Linked DNA regions of Mus musculus: region 2 is linked to region 1. Evidence: chromatin loops called from intact Hi-C (ENCODE). Cell type or tissue: heart. All regions are shown on one strand. Links, peaks and the distances in the headings refer to the core of each region. The heading gives the core; the rest is flanking DNA.

Region 1 (8,117 bases), core at 3,118-8,117:
AGTTTAAGTCTCATACAAAGACATGCACATTAGATTGACCATAGACTTGTCAACTGAAACTTAAAGCTCAGAAAGGCCTTTAGGAGAATGTGTTTCAAGTTCAGGAAGATAACAATGGTCAACCTACACTAGGACCCAGACTACTACCCAGCAAAGCTACCTGTAATACTTGAAGGAGAAACAAAATCTTTCTCTAGAAAAAAATAGGCTAAAGGAACTTATGGCCAGATCTATGGAAAAGTACTTGTGCGTGAAGGGATTATCTGTATTGATGAGAAAGGCAAGTCCATCCGTAAGGCCTGAGAAAAAGAATAGACCATGATAGAATGATTCTTAAACAAGAGAGGAAGAGGGAAGAACCAACTACAGACTCAACAAAATGGCAAGTATCAATTCATACCTTTCAGTAATTGCTCTGAATATCAAGGGTCGCAATTCCTCAAAGCAAAGCACACAGGTTGGATGTAGGTTGGATGAAACAGCAGGAGCCATTTATTTGTAGCCTCCAAGAAATGTACCTTACCACAAAAGACAGGTACTACCTCATGGGGAAAGGACAGAAAAAGAGTCATCTCAGCAAATGAATTCAGGAAACAAGGAGTTGTTGCTCTTTTAAGTTTTGACAAAACAGACTTCGAACATAGTAAGAAAAGATCCTCTTCACATTGACTATGGGAACTGCACCAAGAGGACATTACAATTCTAAGCATAAAGGCGTGATCACAGGTACACCCAATGTTAAAAAACAATACTACTAGATGTAATGTCATGTATTAAACCCAACAAAACAGTAGCACGTGAATTTAATACACCATTCACCAATTTACAGGACATCCCAACCAAATAAAACAACAACAAAATCATCAAAATCACAAAAGGGAGAAATACCTGCATTAAATGACATCAAGTACTTTGGTTGCAGGACATAAATCAATTAAGCTGTAATTGAGCCAAACAGTTCCTCTCTGGTTCTGGAAGGTGTTTATGAAGGCCACTGGGTGGTCTTACCTATCTATCTATGAACTCTGTGAACTCCATTACTAACCCGCCAACCTGGGTGTGCCCACTGGTACAACAGCAACTGTTATGAGGATAACACACTGCTTTCTGATTGGCTCCAAGGCCTGTTCCACCAGAGGGATTTCATGCCTAACACTGTAAGCAAGACATCTATGCCAACTCCCTGCCTCCAACCCCAGGCTCAGGAAACACTGTGAGATGAGGCTGAAAGAATGTTGAAAGAAATAGGAAGGGAAGCAATGCTATAAAACACTGTCTTCTGGACACCAAATGACTGTTTCTCCTACACATTCACAGCAATAGTGGTTACTGGGCAAGCCTAGGCTCACCAACAGCCATTATTGATAAGGAAAGGACTACAGAACTCCATCCCTCCCTGAGGACTGAACAGCAGCTAATAGTTGGTTGAGAGAACTGGGGGAGTCATGTTTTTTAGTGGACTAGCTCTGCTAAATTGTCCTTGCTGGATTAAATAGCCTTTCGCTCATGCCCAAGCAAACAACCCTAATTAAGGGCAGTAGTGTGTATATGTGTGTGTGTGTGTGTGTGTGTGTGTGTGTGTGTGTGTAGATATGAAAGTTGGAGGGAACTTATTGGGAAGACAAGAACTTTGATAGGAGTGGGGAAGGGAATAAGAGATTGGTTCCCTGTACAAGCAGGCTAGTTGAGAATTTTCTTCTCGTAACAGCATCAGAAGTGGAAGGGACAAGGTCTACCATACAAAGCTGTCTGCAGCCTGTGTTACATCTGCTCACATCCAGTTACTGAAGCAACTCCATGAATCTTAAAGTGAACCCTTCTCAAGGGAAGGTCAGTGAGGAAGTGTTTGCTGAAAAGTTGATGATTTCCTATTTCAGGTGAAGACTGAGGCACGCAGAGGGTAAATGGCTTGCTCGGATCACACATTAGCACCTTGTGGGTGACCTTCCGGGCTTTATGGGGTTTCCCAGGGAAGGCGGCAGTGGGGGTGTTGGAGGTTGTGGTGGCAGAAGTTGTGATTGCTAGGGCAAAGGTGGCTTGCTTTTGGTAATATTTAAAACTCTTTGCTCAGAAGTGCATGCTGACAGGAGCCTGATATAGCTGTCTCCTGAGAGGCTCTGCCAGTGCCTGACATATACAGAGGTGGATGCTTGCAGCCAACCATTGAACTGATCACAGGGTCCCCAATGGAGGAGTTAGAGAAAGGACTGAAGGAGCTAAAGGGGTTTGCAACCCCATAGGAAGAACAACATTATCAACCAAGAAGAGTTCCCAGGGTCTAAACCACCAACCAAGGAGGGACCCAAGGTTCCAGCTTGTGGGGCATCAATGGGAGAAGAGGCCCTTTGGTCCTGTGAAGACTTGATGCCCCAGTGTAGGGGAATTAGAGGGCAGGGAGGCAGGTGTGGGTAAGAGGGTGGGGTACACCCTCATAGAAGCAGGAGGAGGGGGAATGGAATAGGGGGATTCTGGGGGGGGAGCAGGAAAGGGGATAACACTTGAAATGTAAATAAATAAAATATCCAATAAAAAAAGAAAAAAGAAAAAATTCAGAATAAAATGTAAAGCAAACAAGCAAACAAACAAAACTCTTTGTTATCCGAAGGTTTCAGGTAATTGACTCCTGTTGTGTAGCAGCAGGGAATTAAGTAAAAGATTGTTAGAGTTCCTTTCTTGCCCAGGAGCCTCTTGCTGGCCAGGTGAGAGGCTTGGAACTTACTAATTTTTTTGTGAACCAGAGAGAAAAGGAAAGGAAAAAAGGGGAGAACTCAAGCACACACATAGACACTTGCACCTTCTACATATAGCAGAAATGGTTACACTTCCTTTCTTCGTGGCTAGCAGCAATTTTTATAGCTTTTCAGACAAAAAGTTCTCTATGTAAGAAAGAATTACCTCAGAGATAGAATGTTACACAAAAGGGGAGTTACAGAGAGGTATCCATAGCAAGTTCAAAGCAGTGTTTCATTCCATACGCTCATAAATTCAAAGCAACAGTTTTTTTTTTAATTAGGTATTTATTTCATTTACATTTCCAATGCTGTCCCAAAAGTCTCCCACCCACTCCCCCACCCACCCACTCCCACTTCTTGGCCTGGCGCTCCCCTGTACTGAAGCAGATAAAGTTTGCACGACCAATGGGCCTCTCTCTCCACTGATGGCCTACTAGGCCATCTTCTGATACATATGCAGCTAGAGACACGAGCTCTGGGGGGTACTGGGTAGTTCATATTGTTGTTCCACCTATAGGGTTGCAGATCCCTTTAGCTCCTTGGTTACTTTCTCTAGCTCCTCCATTGGGGGCCCTGTGATCCATCCAATAGCTGACTGTGAGCATCCACTTCTGTGTTTGCTAGGCCCCAGTATAGTCTCACAAGAGACAGCTATATCTGGGTCCTTTCAGCAAAATCTTGCTAGTGTATGCAATGGTGTCAGCGTTTGGAGGCTGATTATGGGATGGATCCCCGGATATGGCAGTCTCTAGATGGTCCATCCTTTCGTCTCAGTTCCAAACTGTGTCTCTGTAACTCCTTCCATGGGTGTTTTGTTCCCAATTCTAAGAAGGGGCAAAGTGTCCACACTTTGGTCTTCGTTCTTTTTGAGTTTCATGTGTTTAGCAAATTGTATTCCTCCATTGTTGGTGGGATTGCTCAAGATGCTGAACTCCAGAAATTCAAATAACCTCATTAAAAATGGGGTACAGAGCTAAACAAAGAATTCTCAACTGAGGAATACCGAAGGGCTGAGAAGCACTTGAAAAAAAATGTTCAACATCTTTAATCATCAGGGAAATGCAAATCAAAACAACCCTGAGATTCCACCTCACACCAGTCAGAATGGCTAGGATCAAAAATTCAGGTGACAGCAGATGCTGGCAAGGATGTGAAGAAAGAGGAACACTCCTCCATTGTTGGTGGGATTGCAAGCTGGTACAACCACTCTGGAAATCAGTCTGGCGGTTCCTCAGAAAATTGGACATAGTACTACCGGAGGATCCCGCAATGCCTCTCCTGGGCATATATCCAGAAGATGTTCCAACTGTTAAGAAGGACACATGCTCCACTATGTTCATAGCAGCCTTATTTATAATAGCCAGAAGCTGGAAAGAACCCAGATGCCCCTCAACAGAGGAATGGATATAGAAAATGTGGTACATCTACACAATGGAGTAGTACTCAGCTATTAAAAACAATGAATTTATGAAATTCCTAGGCAAATGGATGGACCTGGAGGGCATCATCCTGAGTGAGGTAACCCAATCACAAAAGAACTCACACAATATGTACTCACTGATAAGTGTATATTAGCCCAGAAACTTAGAATACCCAAGATATAAGATACAATTTGCTAAACAAAGCAACAGTTTTTAAATGGCCTTGTCTTATCATAGTGCACACCTGTGGCTTCATCCTTGGACCTGAGTGTTTTTCTTTGAACACAAATTTGTCCCAGGTCTATAATTCTTTTTAGTGTAATTATGAAAGCTCATTGTATTCTTTATTATGTAGCCTTTACTTTATGAGGAGGGGGTAAATTCTATTCCTGATTCTAATTTTATTACATCTTTTAGGCAAAACAACTAAAACCATGTAAAAAACTTTCTTCCTAAAATTATTTGAATCAAATCAGGAATTCTATGAAATCATTAACTCATCTAAGCAGCATTAATTCATGAAAGTTTATCTTTATGTCGATCTGCAGGAAATCTGCTCAATACAGTAGGCTAATGTCCAGAAGTTATTATACTATGTAATAGTGACTGGGAAAGGCATATCAGCTGCAAGAAGCAATCTTGAGAGGAAATTTCTGAAGGCCTTGCTATTCAGTTTACCCATCACCACCATGCAAAAATGGTGGGTCATCTCTAGAAAAGTCACCTGCATGCCTTTAGCCTATCCTAGATGGCTCTGACAGCATCTGATAGAAATAGAAGGCAAACCCAGGTGGAATAGCCTCAGTCCAGTCAGTGTGGAGCTAACTTAGACAAGTGATGTGAGGACAGAAGCTTAGTGTGCCTACAATACTGTGTGTTCAGCATCAGCAGTGATTGGCACTCAGTAGGTGTTTAATAAAGATTTTTTTTGTGTGTGTGAGAAGCCAAGTGAACTCATTATGGTACCTGCTTGGTGCTTTTAAATCATACTTGAAAAAATATTGAGAAAAAGCATGCCTTTCTTAAGTGATGGATTTATTACTCTGAGATACAAATTTTCTAGGGAAACGCACTTCTTAATATCTACTGCAATGAAAGACTGGGTTTATAGAGTAAATTATTTCTGAAAAAAGAAACTATTCTGCTGGAGAAAACCCAATGACAAGTTAAAATTGCACTGGCCTTGGTGAATGTGGCAGGCTCTGTCCAGTGCAACGTCACTGTTCTGATGGCAGCTAGGAAGCTACATTCTTTGCTACATATTCTTTTACTATTTTGTTACATTTAAGTCCTTGAAAAAATCTTACTTTAATATTAGTATTTTTGCTCAAAATGTTCCTTCCCCAAATTGAAAGTAGTTTATTGACTTACAATGTAACGTAACTTATTCTTTCTCTAAACTTATTGAATAAGCAATTCTCTGTGTACGATGTGTGTGGCAGCATTTCTTGCTACCTAACTACTTTGGACCATACTTCATCCACAGTTAAACATTGAGCATTTAGCCCCAGCTTTCTAGGGATTAGATAAATTTACCATGGCGGCAAATTTAGCAGGACTATCTGCTCAAGACAGTACTGCTGAATCCAGAGCCGCTAACTAGTCCTGGAACATTTCTGGGATCCCCAAGATGCCCAGGGGAGGAAAGCAGAGAAATCCAGTTGATTTCCCGGTCTCTGCCTGAGAGCTACCGGGCGACCCAAGACTCTCGCTCCTCCCTCACTCCCGGGACGGGGCGGGGCAGCCATCTCCCTGGCAACGGGACGCGCTGCAGTCCGAGCCACCTCGCTTCCAGTGCACCTAGCTCTGCAGGCAGAGCGGCTGGCGCTGGCTCGGTGATAGCCTCCTTGGCGCACGACTCCAAGAATCCTCTCTAGGTACGAGATGGCAGCACAGGAGGAAGGGACTGTGCTGAGGCTCAGCCCCTCAGAGCAGGAGGACGAGGAGGACGAGGAGGCGGCGGCTGCAAGGAGAGTGCAACGCTTTGCCCTAGACCCGCGGGTGCGCTTCCTGGGAGGCCGTCTGCGCCAGGCGTTGAGGTTCCCGGAGGAGACGTGGGGCCAGTATCTGGAGAGCGATGACCACCGGCAGGTCCTAGGAGACTTTTTGGAGAGCACTGGTCCTGCCAGCCTGGTGTTTAGTGTTGCGACCGCCGGGCGGCTCTCGGCTTCCCCCGAGGTAAGGCGCGACCCGAGAGGGATGCCCGCTGCCGGACTTAAACAGAACTTGAAGTCAGCCTCTTGGACTGATCCGGGTCCCCGTGTGCACCAGCTCTGCAGAAAACGCTGTACTTTAGTTTTCTACAAGGGATGCCTGCCAGAAGGGATGGTTGTCTAAAATGATGTTAGAAAACTAGCGCAGTCTGTGATGCCTGGGCTTATGGCGCCTGGGGAGCTTTTTGGGCCAAATAACTTATGTTTCAGTCCCCGGTGGAACTCTAGAGTCATATCCTTTTAAAAAACGATAGCAAAGTATTAGGCAAAACCCTTATAGCTTGAGTTGTTTCAGTATCTACCAACTACATTTTGTCCAGGAAAGAAATAATCGAGTTCTAACAAAAAGCGGGGCGGGGGACTGGCTGGATTATTGTGGCACTTACTATATTACCCCTGGCACTTGGGAGGCAGAGGAGGCAGGAGGATCTCTGTGAGTTCCTGGCCAGCCTGGTCTACACAGCAAGTTCCAGGACTACACCATGAGACCCTGTCAAAACCACAAACAAACAAAATATAAACAACAAAACCAACAATAACAACCATTAGACTGGCTGGTGTCATTTAAAACACAGAATAAACATATTTGTTGCATAGATTAGATAGTGATTTCAAGGAGCATTATCTTAGCAATTAAATTGTAAATTCTTTTTAGAACATATATTCATTTTTTATGTGTATGTATGTTTGCCCGCATGTATGTCTGTGCACCTTGTGGGTATCTGGTGCCCATGGAGGTCAGAAGAGATGTGTTGGGATTCCTTGGAACTGGGGTTACAAATTATTGTGAATTACCACCATGTGGGTGCTTGAAAAGGAAACGTCTGCCCCCACCCCCCACCCCCAACGTAAATTCCAAGTAAAGTAACCTGTCTACTTGTTTATAGCAGAGGTGTGCCCTGGAAAGTTACATATCAATAGCACTCTGAAAACTTATGTCCAATTGTCTTATTCTCTGATGTGTTTTTCTTTAAAACTGATGGTAGTTCCATGGTGTGTGTGTGTGTGTGTAGCTTGTAATTTGCACAGGCTTCAAGCTTAATAGGCATTGCCTTTTTTTGCTTTCTTTTCCTTCCTTCTTTTCTGATTTTGGAGCCCTTGCCCAGTAGGTTATCTGTTGGGCCTGGGGTTCATGTTGTAAATGACCAGATGTCGTCATTTAGGATAGGTGTGAGGCAAGCCCTCAGAATGGTTGCATTACAGCTGTGTGAGTTTTGAATATCTTTGTTTTGATATTCTCCTAATTATAACTTTAAAAAATAAGTTAGTATGTCAGACAAGTCAAGACACCTTAAACTCTCAGAGCATAGAAACTAAATAGTGTAGTATTTACCAAACCAAACAAAACCAAAAAACCCTTAACAGTTATAGGAATGTTAAATTATCTTGGCTAAACACTTCTTTGCCTTGACAGCAGGAATGCAAATTAACCCCTTTTTATCTCAGTTTGGCTTATTTTCAAACAAGAGAAAAATTAGCAAAAGGGGGGAAAAAACCTTACTAGGATTAAAATGTTCTTATGTTTGGTTTTGTATATGAGCTTCTTACGGTATATGCTGTTGAGGAGTAATGGACATGTCTTTGAGGGTGGTATTGTTTAAAAAAAAAAAAGGGAAAAAGAGAACCCTACCTTTTTCAGGACACAGAAGAGCAACAGAGCAACCTTGTTTGTAAACATGGGCAAGATGCCATGGTTTTACTTCTTCTGTTGGCAATCTGTCTGCAAGTGGGATACAGCAAACCCTGCTTGT
Region 2 (8,117 bases), core at 1,829-6,828, 640 kb before region 1:
GCATTAGATTCCACATCATTAGAGTCAAGTTCCCCAGAAGAAACCCCTCCCATCTAGAAAGAGCAGGGTATTTTTTTTTCTTGATAAGAACCATGCCTGTATTCAGCAGTAGTTACTTTTAAAGAAGACATTCAGTCTTTGTTCTTGTTTATCAATTAGAAAAGTAATGAATGTTGGTAATCTTAAAACGTTTTCAACCTATCATTCCAATTTGAATTATGCTACGAAGCTTTGTTTCCTTCAAACACTTCAAATCATGTACTACCTCAATATTAGCCAAGAAGGTTCTGTCTCAAATAAGAAGAACCCTGCTGTCCACCAAAGGAGTCTGCCCCATTTTAATTCAAAATAAGACCCAGAATTGCAGAGGGAGGCAGGATCAAACTTTTCTTCTAAGCAATGCCTGCACTTAACCGGCCACAGCCAGTGTCATTCCTCCTTCTGTCTCCTTTGTCCTTATTGAAATGAATCATTCTATTCAAAACTCCTCCCTGGCTTTTTGGAGGAGGAGAATCCATAAGGTAAAAGAAGCTGAATTGATTATTGTCGTGTCTGTAATTGCTCTAAAAACACTATCCAAGGCAGCCTCATAAGGCAAACACATTGGTCTTTGATCAACACTGAAGAAAGCAAACATTTGTAAAACAGACCCACAACTACACTGTCCACACTTGGTATTTACAGCCCTCAAATGGAGTGTCCATTACTTTCAAAGGGACAGCTATTAAGGACAGAGTTTTTCTGTAGATGGTGCTTTGGTGGTATTCCAACCTGAATATATCCCCCGCCCCCACCCCTTGGTGCTGTAGGGAAAAATCGGTTGTCATCAACCAGAAAGAGGTTACCAGTGTGATACTTTCTTTGCCTGTATACTTGAAATATGGACAGTAACTGACCCACATCCTTTGGTTTGGTTAAGAAGAAAGTGAAGTGATTGCTAGAACTCACCAGGTGGATCCTTAAGAACAAGGGGGAAAAGCAAGCCAAGAGCCCACAACTAACTAAAATTTGCAAGTTTTTAAGTTAAAAACCGCACTAGTGTTATTTTACTGACTGACATTGGGCTATCGATCATGTTAATTCATTTCGTGTTTTAATCAACATTATAAAATATAACAAATTGTTTATTAGCACATAGTGTTTAAAACTTCACTATATACTTTTGATATTCATAAATAATTTTATTGGGTAAATTGCCAAACGAGTCAAACATACACTTTTTCTTAAGCGACGATGAGCAGAATTTCCTTCCCCTTAGCTTCCTCAGGCAAGATTTAGGAAGAGAAACCCCAAAATGGTTAATAATGGGTGGGAGAAATTGTAGGGTGTGAAGTCTGAAGAGAAATTACAACCCAGTGCTGACTTTGAAGGTGCCTGTTACGCCCCAGTTCAGAGCTCAGCTTCAGAGGGACTTGAACTTCGTTCTCGCCCCTCTCAGGGCAGGGCCCACTGAGGATGCCCGCACGCAGAGAATCACCCAGAGCTGCGGTTTCTGCATTTAATTGTTCTAGTGCTTCAAATTGGCCCCTGCTTTCATGAAAACTCGGCCGTTTTTGATATACCGATTCACCTGGCTGGCCGTTTCTGTGTTATGCCTAAGATACTGGAAGATTCTAAGAAGGAGAGATGGGGAATGGACAGGCTCCAGGGGTCTCCTCCACTGTTGGAGGCAACCGCCCAGCCTCTCCCAGCATCTCAGAAGGGCAGTCAGCTTCAGCAGTATTGCTGGTTTTAGGGGTGGAGTGAAAGTGAATGGAGGGCCACTTTTCCCACCAGTCGCTTGAGAAAGTCACTGCTGACGGTGAAGCAGTCATAGGAAAGTATGACAGCTCCAGACTGAGGGGCAGAGAGAAGGCGTCGGGATTCTCGGCTTTAGGGCTGCTCCCCGAATATTCAGGTCCTCAGTAGTGCTCTCTTTCCTGCCGACCCGCCTTCCCCAATTCCTTTTCTCCAGCCTGGGAGCGCACGCGTCCCGGACCAAGGTCCGACTTCTCTGAAGAAGAAGGAGCACGCCCCGGGTTGCTTGTTGCGGGCCGGGCCCCGCCCCGGCCCTCCCTCGGCCCTCCCATCCGCTTAGCCGAGCTCCCCCGCCTTGCTGTACAGACACGGTAGCCTCAGGCTCCGGGGCTGAGGGCCGTGTCTGCTCTCGCCAAAGGGGAGTCACCAGCGCGCCCCGGGACGGCGGCTGCGCACGGGTTGCAGCGCGGGTCACCGAGCGGCTCCTCTGCGGGTGCGCTGCGGCTCCCACCCCTAAGCTTAGCTGCCCGCCCTGATCCTCCCAGCTCCTCCCCGACCCTCCTCCGCGCCCTCCCCCGGAGAGCTTGCACACCCTGCGGGCGGGAAGGGGCCGCCCTCGGGGCGGACAAAGGGGCTGGAGGGGCGGGAGGGGGCTGAGGCTGGCACGCGCGGCCGCGGGAGGGGCCCGTCGCTCCCCGGGCCGCCCACCTGACACCTGCTCTGAGCGATGTCCTGGAGGCGGGTGCGAGCGCGGGGTCGCCGCCGGGTCAGATTGTAGCGGACTTTCCCTGCCTGGGCAATAGCTAAGCCCACTGTGGCCAAAGCTCCCTCACGGATCTTGGCTTCTTTTGAAAAGTGAGGTGCTGATTCTTATGTCCGGAATTCTGTATCAGCATCACCCGCCGAGCTATTCCAATTACCTGGCAGGTTTCTGGGCCAAATCCTGAGGGTCAGTTTAAGTTTTGTGGCTATACCTGTGTATTGTATATTTCCACCAAGTGCTCACGCCCAATGCTGCTGATCCAGGCACCGCACTGATAAGAACAGTACTGCTGTTCATTCTCCACTACCCTTCACCGTAGAGGACAGGACCCCAAGCCACAGGAGGTTAACACTCCTGTAGGTGAACTTCAGGCACACCGACTGCATTTCCCTTGTGGAAACTCTGAGTCTGACCAAAGCCTGGAGATAATCTTCATTCTCCTTCAGTAAAGACCGAGGCCTCAGCCCAGAGTGCCACTACCCACTTAAAGATCAGAATCAGAGTTTTGAGTCTCAGCACCTACACATAGATTCAGAGAAAAGTAACTTTTATTTTCCTTTGGTCTCCTTAGTCCAGCCTGGCCTTAAACTTGCCACAACCCTCCTGCCTCAGCCTCCAAAATGGTTGGGATTGCAGGCATGACCCATAAGGCCCTGATTTCCCTTTTTATTTACTGACAATCTCTGGCTTTTTTTTTTTCCTCTCTCTCTACTCTTTTTCTCCTCTCAATCCTATGCCTTGCACATTTTTATTGCATTATGTTGTATTATATTGAGGATCTAAAAGATTTTAAAGCAGCAAAGCTAGTAAACAGTAGTGATTTAAACAAACCTTTAAAAATCCACAATTTTAGATTTGAAATGTTCTCTTTTTTTGAGAAATAATCTATGTATGTAAAGTGAATGTAATTAATTTTATCATATTAAGTACACCTCTATCCTCTCAAATCTTATTCCTTTAAAAATGCATTTGAAAATCCAACTTGAAATATATTTTGACATCCCAACCCAGTGAGATTTAGTTAAGGAAAACTACCCAAAAAAGACTTGCTAAACTTTTCTTATCCCCAGTGGGTGGTGTTAATTATCTAGTTTGAGCCTTGTAGTTTTCATTGTCAAATACTTGGGTTCTCTGAAAGGGAAGAAAGTTGGGGACTTGCATTCACTGTTTTTCAAGAGGAGATTAAACACAAAATTGATTTAATGGAGCATCTGTAATCTTAAATACAAGAAGTCAAGAGCTAAAGCTGTAATAGGAAGGTTAGCTTTCCCCCATTGTTCCCGCAATCTAACTCATATTTTTGGAACTTAATTATCAACGAAAGCTACTACATCAGTGCAATACAGTATAGGCAAATTACAAGACCTTTTACTTCTCCCAACTGGGTTTAAATTGCAAATCTTAACACTGAACACTGTGCTTTTGGCATTGAATATTCAATACAGTGAAATGTGTTTTAAGTGAACCACCCAAGGGCCCAGGAACATTTGCTTAATAATGATACTCTGCAATTCTATAGGGCCTTTCAAGCAAGGATCTCAAGTGGAATGCTCTTTAACTATACCCTGCATGGGAAACCTTGGGGATATTTTAAAGTGCTCACTTAAGGCCTATTGGAAAGAATCTTTTAGTATAGATTTCACAGTATGGTTTTAAGAAATGAGGGACTACAGAATTTTCAGTCTCAGGCATATCATATTCATGGAGGTTTGATGGGTATTGAATGTTTATTACTTATTTTATGTGGTGCTTAAAAATGCACTTTTGGGGTAACTTTTTTATTTTGATAATTTCAAACCAACAAAAAAGCTGAAAATAATGGTCCTATGAAACATTTCATTTCAAAGAACCTATTTCCTATGCTTAAGGTTATTAGTTGTTAAAATTTCATTGCTATTGTTTAGGTTTTCTCTAGGTTGATAGAAGATGGATGGATAAATAGATAGATGAATAGATGGATGTCATTGCTATTTACTCTATCTGGCTAGATACAAGAATCAGATTATTTACAACTGGAGCTGCCCTTAAGTTCTGCCCAGAGAGTATTTTTCTGTATACCCTTAATGCTATTATAGAAAATTCTCTTTATATTCTACTCATTGGGGTTCACAAGCATTAGCATTCCAGGGACTTTACTTATGTTCAGAACATTCATAAATTGTGTCAAGGTTGTCTATGATATACATAACTTTAAAATACTACCCTATAGTGTAGGCATCTTAGGAGTTTTCATAAATTTAGAAATTCTGACTAAAAGTTGCCATATAATCAGATTTCAAAGACAATTTAAAAAGCTACTTTTTGGCATGCTTATAGAATACAAGTAGAATATTTAGATTTCAATTCAAATTTAAAAATGTATCTGCTTTTACCTTAATTAATGTTTGATCTAAAATATCAGAGTAATTGTCCTAATTATCCACTTCATTTTGCTATGTAGCATAGTCTTGACCAAAGTGAAAATAGCATTGGCAGTTATGTACTTTGAGAAGTGTATGTAGACAATTTACATAATTTAGCCAAAATGGCCAATTAATTGGTATAATTATGAATGTCTAGACTTAGTCTTTAATAGGGAAATGGAAGTAAGATCTCTCATCTTCCCAATGGTGTGTTGCCTCGAGCTGTACAGATCCATACTCTCCTTGCATTGAATAATTTTACATTTTTAATTTTAAAATGCTCTCATATGTTTTTATAATATAGACATGTTAATTAAAAGTAATTAGTTGAAGAATATCAAGTACATCTTCTTGTCTCTTACAAGTCCTTAAATTATTATATGACTTAATGTGTGATTTATCCCACTTTGGGAAATGGAGGTAATTAGATATTTACCTCTGTAGAATTACTGTGTTGTACTTGGTATTCACTCATTAGCGTTATTTTTCTCTTCTGATAAAAAGTCAACTTCAAACTTCATGATATTCTTGGAGCTTAAGCCTATCTTTGAAATAAATGTAGATGAAATTTTGCAGTTTGCTAGGTTTGAAATGCATACAGCCTTATATAAAAATTAATGGGAACATCCAATTTTTTATACATATTTTTACCTCCTTGTGTCCAACTCACTCTTATTTTGATCATTTCAATTTAATTTAGGCAGGCATGGTGGGGCATACCTTTAATCCCAGCACTCTGGAGGCAGAGGCAGGCAGATCTCTGTGAGTTCGAGGCCAGTCTGTTCTGTGAAGCCAGTTTCAGGACAGGTAGGGCTGTTACACAGAGAAACTCTGTCTTGAAAAACAAAACAAAACAAAACAAAACAAATCAGTTCAATTTAATGTTTTCATTTATTCTTATGTAGTTCACATTTTTAAATACCTCCTTCAATAGTTCAACACCTAACTATACAGTTAAATTATAATACATGATTATACATAATGATATATTATAACATTAATACATTACAATTTATACTTTTGTTGTTATTGTTTGCTTTTTTGAGACTAGGCCTTGATATGTAGCTCTGGCTGGCCAGAATCTTACTATGTAGCTCAGGCTGGACCATGAATTCACAGTAATTCTCTTACATCAGCCTCTGAGTGGTTATAGACCTATGCCATAAAGTCTACATTGGTTTTTTTCTTTCTTTATTCTATTAATTCTTTTTACATTTATGTATGAGTGTGTGCATGTGTGCATACACATGTGGGGTGGTGGTAGTAGTGGCAATGGTGATGGTGATGGGTGTGTGTATACATACAACAGCATACTTGTGAGGTCTCAGGACAACTTCTGTGAGTCAATTCTCTCCTTCTGCCATGTGGTCTGGGAAGCCACTTTCATTGTCTGGCTTGCTAGCAGGTGCCTTTACCTCCTTGAGTTATGTCACTACCCCTTGCTTACTTTTTGAGATAGGGTCTTTATGGTGGCTTGTAAGAGATATTCCCCCATAGTCTTGGGTATTCAAACACTTAGTCCCCAGTTGGTGGAAATGTTTGGGTAGACTTAGGAGGCATGGCTTTTCTGGGTGAAATATGTCACTGGAACAGCTTTGAGATTTCAAAACCTTGTCAGCCCCTTGCCTGTTCTTTGCTTCCTATTTGGGGTTCAAGATATGAACCCCCACCTTCTGTTCATACTTCTCTACGTGCTGCTTGCTATCATCATGAACACTTCAACCCTCTGGAACAATTAGTGCAAATGAACCATTTCTTCTGTAGCTTGTCTTGATCATGTGTTTTAACACAGAAATAGAGAAATAACTAATCCAGTCTTGCTATCAGGCCCAGGCTGACCTAGAACTGGCTATTTTCCCACCTAAGCAACCGTTCCCAATACTGAACTCATGCTTCTTCTTCCTCCTCTTCTGTAGAACCTTTGCTTATTTTATTCAATAAAATGCTATGAGTGTGATAGTTTGGATATGCTTGGCCCAGGGACTGGCACTATTAGAAGGTATGGCTCTGTTGGAGTAGTTGTGTCACTGTAGGTGTGGGATTTAAGACCTCATCCTAGCTGCCTGGGAACCAGTATTCTGCTAGCAGCCTTCAGATTAAGATGTAGAGCTCTCAAGCTCCTCCTGCATCATGCTGCCATGTTCCCACCTTGATGATAAAGGACTGAACCTCTGAACCAGTAAGCCAGCCCCAATTAAATGTTGTCCTTTTAAGAGTTGCCTTGGTCATGGTGTCTCTCCACAGCAGTAAAACCCTAAATAAAGCCAACAAGCTTAAATTTTAAAATTGTCATTATATATATTTGTTGTACGTGACATATGTCATATATTTTCCCAGGGTCCCCTACATCCTGATAGTCCTTTGTTCCCTAGATTGCTTCACATTTACTTTCTTGGCAAATATACGTACATGTTTGCATATGTCTTTGTAAAATCTTGGAACCACATATGAGGCAAAATCATGGTGCTTTTTGACCTCTGCTAGTGGTTACTGCCTCTGTCCCTGAGAAATTTGGTCTTATTGATCAGCGTAAAGAAATTGACATATTTCTATACAAAACTGATTAAATTTCCCATCCATTTGGAGAAACTATATGTTATAATAAAATGGACACCAACTTATAAACTAGCAAAACTGGTCTCCGTTTCCAATCCACTGCTTTTTCTGCTGGCTCATTGATATATCCATGATTCTTCCCAAACCTTTGATTATTTATTTACAGAATATTAAAGATATTGCTGCCCTACCAACTGCATAAGTTTCTGAAGAACCACTGAGGTGCTATGTACCTATTGAGCATCTATCTACTCTGGACACACTTAATAATCATGCTCAGTTTTAAGGTATGCATAGTTTCTGGTGAGAAAAGCAAAAACCACAGGAAGTTGCCTTTGCAACTAATTCACATTCAATGAGTTTATTAATGTTGTTACTTTGGAGAATAGAGACCTGCTAGAAGAGAAAGCCAGGATGTTTTGGGGTTGCTTTGATTTGCTTATTTTCTTTTATTTTGCTGAGACACAGTTTGAGTGCTCATCTCTGGCTTAAGTCAGGAATGGTCTCAAACTCAGAGACCTGCATGCTTCTGCCTCCCCAGTTCCAGGAGTAAGCCACACCTGGTCAAACCAGGAATATTTTTGTTTGTTTATTTTCTTATGTAGATGATATATTTAGCTGGGCATGAATTTTGTACCTGCTTGGGCTACCAAGGGAGA

The links. Hi-C counts contacts between places; a loop is a spot of excess contacts. Peaks named below come from ENCODE experiments on the same cell type or tissue, not always from the same donor. Only the 100,000 strongest peaks of a DNase experiment are listed, where the experiment ranks them.
Region 2: it touches region 1 in a loop (2.7-fold over the local background); 2 of 42 quality-filtered maps call a loop at or near these places.

The regions. Positions count from the first base shown.
Region 1 is chr12:118,196,753-118,204,869 of GRCm38, reverse strand. Dnah11 (dynein, axonemal, heavy chain 11) reads left to right here and starts at 5,827. Exons shown (of 82, transcript NM_010060.3): 1 at 5,827-6,331. The coding sequence starts at 6,038. In heart, for the core only: no CTCF peak of the experiment used is centred there; a DNase peak (open chromatin) is centred at 5,909; H3K4me3 peaks cover 1,108 bases; H3K27me3 peaks cover 2,051 bases.
Region 2 is chr12:118,830,925-118,839,041 of GRCm38, reverse strand. No RefSeq gene overlaps it. Among named protein-coding and RNA genes, the nearest start is that of Sp8, 12 kb to the left of the region's middle. In heart, for the core only: no CTCF peak of the experiment used is centred there; no DNase peak of the experiment used is centred there; H3K4me3 peaks cover 1,092 bases; H3K27ac peaks cover 407 bases; H3K27me3 peaks cover 1,145 bases.